2 separate regions of the Homo sapiens genome follow, and region 2 is linked to region 1. The links are chromatin loops, found by intact Hi-C in ENCODE. Cell type or tissue: endothelial cell of umbilical vein. All regions are shown on one strand. Region 1 overlaps VTA1 (vesicle trafficking 1). Region 2 has its middle 3.5 kb from the start of ADGRG6.

Region 1 (2,500 bases):
TATTGTTCTTTAGGAGTTCTACGTATATTTTGTTAACAGTCCTTAATCAGATAAGCCTTTTGCAATGTTTTCTCTCAGTCTGTGGCTTGTCCTTTCATTTTTTTTTTTTTTTTTAAGAGATGGAGTCTCGCTCTTTCGCCCAGGCCGGACTGCAGTGGTGCTATCTCAGCTCACTGCAAGCTCTGCCTCCCGTGTTCATGCCATTCTCCTGCCTCAGCCTCCCGAGTAGCTGGGATTAGAGGCGCCTGCCACCGCGCCCGGCTAATTTTTTGTATTTTTAGTAGAGATAGGGTTTCACCGTGTTAGCCAAGATGGTCTTGATCTCCTGACCTCGTGATCTGTCTTTTCATTTTCTTGACAGCATCTTTAGAAGGGCAGAAAATTTTAATCTTAATGAAATCTGCGTTATCATTTCTTTCTTTTATAGGTCATGCATTTAAAAAGTCATTGCTCAACCCAAAGTCATCTGGATTTTCTCTTATGCTATCTTTTACATGTTTTATAGTTTTGTATTTTACTTTTTACATTTATTTTTTATGAAGGTAAAATATTCATGTATAATTTGCCATCTTTACAGTTTCAAAGCATACATTTCAGTGGTAATAAAAACACGTATATTCTTTTTTTTCCACTTTCATCCTCCACTCCTTCCCCCTTTCCTTCCTGGCCTTTGGTAACCACTAATCTACCTCTATTTTCACGAGATCCACCTTTTTTAGCTCCCACATGTGAGTGAGAACATACGATATGTGTCTTTCTGTGCTTGGCTTATTTTATTTCAAACAATGACCTCTAGTTCTATCCATGTTGCTGCAAATAACAGAATTCTTTTCCTTTTTTTGGCTGAATAATATTCCATTGTGTATACACACCACATTTTCTTTATTCATTCATCCACTGATAGCCATTTAGGTTGATTCCATTTTTTGGCTACCGTGAATAGTGCTGCGATAAACATGAGAGTGTAGATTTCTCGCAGCATATTCATTTCCTTTCTTTTGGATATTGTTTTCCTTTCCTTTGGAACTGCTGAATCATATGGTACTTCTATTTTTAGTTATTTGAGAAACCTCTGCACTGTTCTCTATGCCTGTCTTTTGGTATGAGCCATTTTAACTAGGGTAAAATGATAATGCAATGTGATTTTGATTTGTATTTCTCTGATGATTAGTGATGCTGAGCATTTCTTCATATACGAAATGTTAGATCTTTTGCCCATTTTTGAATTGCATTATTTGTTTTTTGCTATTGAGTTGTCTGAGTTCCTTATATATTCTGGTTATTAATCCCTTGTCAGATAGATGGATTGCAAATATTTTCTCCCATTCCATGGGTTGTCTTTTCACTTTGTTGATTTTTTCCTTCGCCATGCTGAAGCATTTTAGCTGGATCTAATCCCATTTGGCCATTTTTGCTTTATTTGCCTATGCTTTCGAGGTCTTACACACAAAAAAATCTTTGCATAGACCAATGTCCTGGAGCATTTCTCTAATGTTTTCTTCTATAAGTTTCATAGGTCTTAGATTTGAGGTTTCAGATGTAAGTCTTTAATCCATTTTGACTTGATTTTTGTGTAGGATGAGAGATGGGGGTTTACTTTCATTCTTTTGCATATAGTTATCCAGTTTTCCCAGCACTATTTATTGAAAAAATTGTCCTTTCCCCATTGTATGTTCTCGGCATCTTTGTCAAAAATAAGTTGGTTGTAAATGCATAAATGTATATCAGGATTCTCTATTCTGTTCCACTGGTCCATGTGTCTGTTTTTTATGCCAGTACCATGTTGTTTTGGTTATCATAGCTTTGTAGTAAATTTTGAAGTCACATAGTGTGATGCCTTTAGCTTTGCTCCTCTTGCTCAGTTTTGCTTTTACTATTCAGGGTCTTCTATCATTCTACATAAATCTTAGGGTTCTTTTTTTTGGTAAAATGTCATTCTGTGAAGAATGTCTTTGGCATTTTGATAGGGATTGCACAGAATCTGTAGATTGCTTTGGGTAGTATTGTCATTTTAATAATATTAATTCTTCCAATCCATAAGCATGGAGTATCTTTCCATTTTTTATGTGTCTACTTCTATTACATTTATCAGAATTTTTTATAGTTTTTCTGTTATTAATATATACACAATGGAATATTATAGTTAGTTATTAATAACTAACTTCTTTAGTTAGATCGGTTCCCAGGTATTTTTTTTTGTATTTGTATTTTTTGTATTACATTTTTTGTATTACATTCAACAGAATTTTATATAGTTTTTCTTAGTTATTAATATATACACATAGTGTATATATACAATGGAATATTATAGTTAGTTATTAATAACTAACTGCTTTAGTTAGATCGATTCCCAGGTATTTTATATTTTTTTGTATTACATTTTTTGTATTATGTTCATCAGAATTTTATATAGTTTTTCTTAGTTATTAATATATACACATAGTGTATATACACAACGGAATATTATAGTTAGTTATTAATAACTAACTTCTTTAGTTAG
Region 2 (2,500 bases), 88 kb before region 1:
TTATCTTTAATTGACATATTATAATTGTATATATTTATGGGATACAATGTGATATTTTTATATTTTTATTCCATGTGGAATGATTATATCAAGCTAATTAACATGTCTATCATTTTTGTGATAGGAACATTTGAAATTTAGCAATTTTGAAATATGCAAGGCATTATTATCTATATTCACAATGCTGTGAAATAGATTTCAAAAACTTATTCCTTCTAACTGAAACTTTGTATCCTTTGACCAACATTTCACCATTCCACCCCACCTCACCCTCTAGCCTCTGGTAACCACCATTGTACTCTCTACTCTTATGAGTTTGTTTCAGATTCCACATATAAGTGAGATTATTTGCTATTTCTCTTTCTGTCCATCAGTGGATGAATGGGTAAAGAAAACGTGGAATATATACACATCAGAATGCCGTTCAACCTTTAAGTTAGAAATTCTGTCATTTGTGACACGTGGATGGACCTAGAGGACATTATGCAAGACCCACTGATTCAAATGTTAATCTCATCCAAGAAACACCATCAGAGACACACACAGAATAACGTTTGGCCAAATCTGGACACCATGGCCAAGCCAAGTTAACACATAAAATGAACCATGACATTAACCGAAAAAAAATGGACATACATCAAGAAGATAGTAGTTTTCACACGTGCCATTATTATATGTTAAAATGTTCATAATTTTATGCATTGAAATTAATATATGATCAGAATCATAGCTAAAATATTTCAATGAATCAGTGCCTTTCATTGGTCAGTTTGTTAATAAAATCTGTATATTTTGACAGTTTTGTCCTCAAACTAAGAATTTGTTCTTTTCTTTTGAAAAAGCATGTTAGGAAAATGGAGTGTATAGTGGAAAGTACATAGTCTTTTAATGCAATAGACCTGGATTCTAAACTTGACCCTGTGATTTCTCAGCATTGTGAACTCTGGCAGTTTACTATGTAAACTAAGCTTGATTTGTAAAATAAGAATAATAATACTTATAGTGTTTAACTCGTAGAGCTGTTAGGCAGATTCAGTGAGACATTCTGATGTCATTAGACATTCTAATGACATGAAGCACTCAGCATATTTCCTGAAATTTGCTAATATTAGTTGTCTCTGCCCGACCTATTATCATTATCCTAAACTGAAAAGTGCCAAGACCACATTCCTCTACATACAGGAATCCTCTGACAACATTCCAGACAAAATGAATATTGAACATCTGTTTGAATCCCTTAACATTGATGCACACTCAACTGTGAGAAGCTTCCTCTTTCTGTGGGTTGAATCAAACATTCATGCTTTCAACTCCCATTCAGAACAAGCACATTCTGTCATCCACAATAAGCCTTTCAAATATCTGAAGACAGTTATCATCTCTCTGTTCAGCCTTCCTTCATTCAGTTTTGACAGCCCTAGTTATTTTAACCATTCAGTGTCTGGCTCCTCACCACACATGTGACTTGCCCTTTCCTGTGTGCATGTGAGTCAACGTCAGCCCTCTTTGCAATGTACTCAAAGTGGATTTCAAACCTCAGCCCTGATGACAGTGAGATTCTTACCATTCCTGAACTGGATATTACTGTTGTGTAAATAAAAATTAGTGTTGACTTTTTGAGCAGCAAAAAATTGTTTCAGCAACACAAATTCTGTGATTTGTGACAACATGGATGAACCTAGAGGGCATTATGCAAAGTCCAGTGATTCAAATGTTAATCTCATCCAAGAAACACCTTCACAGACATATGCAAAATAATGTTTGACCAAATATCTGAACACCGTGGCCAAGCCAAGTTGACACATACAATTAAGCATCAGATTAACCAAAAAGAGATGGACATACACATGAAATAAAATATAGCAGGAATAGTAACTATAATGACCTTCTGTGTGCCAGGGAGTATATATAAATTTTATTCTACAAATCAAGTAGATTAATAAATATATATTTGTAAATAATTCAACCCAATTGGAAATTTATATGTTTATGTTTCATTCTGCCTTAATCCAAGTCCTCCTGTTTCATCAAGTTTCTTGCTTTCTTCAGCAGAGAGGGTAGAAGAAAGTGGTCTTTGGCTTACTTGTGTCAGTAGATATCAACCTTTTTGGTCGCTGGCCGTTGGTCCACATAGAATGTCAGTCTGGTAAGTGAGGCTCTTTCAGGCTCTTTCTTGATTCCCTTGATGGCCTATCACAGTCTTCATAAGCCTGGCCCCCTCCAAGCAGCCCTTCTCTCTTTGTGGGCTTGCCGCCTTCCTGGGCCTCTATCTGAGGGGCAGGGTACACAGCTTCTCTTGGAAACCACTCAACTCCCTGATCTCACAAACCGCCCCTCCCCCACCCAACCTCTTTCCTAACATGAGAGAAGAGATAGCTTCTCATTTTTCTCTTTTTAAGAGAATGCAGTAGGCCAAGTTATGTACCTTGTGAGCAATAGAACAGGCTTTGTAAGATAAACTAGTGAAGGGGATCAAGATATGCCACCCCATATATGCTAC

Evidence for each region. Hi-C counts contacts between places; a loop is a spot of excess contacts. Peaks named below come from ENCODE experiments on the same cell type or tissue, not always from the same donor. Only the 100,000 strongest peaks of a DNase experiment are listed, where the experiment ranks them.
Region 2: it touches region 1 in a loop (8-fold over the local background); 2 of 110 quality-filtered maps call a loop at or near these places.

The regions. Positions count from the first base shown.
Region 1 is chr6:142,209,327-142,211,826 of GRCh38, reverse strand. All of the region lies in intron 7 of VTA1 (vesicle trafficking 1), which reads right to left. Among named protein-coding and RNA genes, the nearest start is that of LINC02919, 49 kb to the left of the region's middle. In endothelial cell of umbilical vein, no CTCF peak of the experiment used is centred here; a DNase peak (open chromatin) is centred at 1,006; H3K27ac peaks cover 1,067 bases.
Region 2 is chr6:142,297,232-142,299,731 of GRCh38, reverse strand. No RefSeq gene overlaps it. Among named protein-coding and RNA genes, the nearest start is that of ADGRG6, 3.5 kb to the left of the region's middle. In endothelial cell of umbilical vein, no CTCF peak of the experiment used is centred here; a DNase peak (open chromatin) is centred at 1,331; H3K27ac peaks cover 1,821 bases.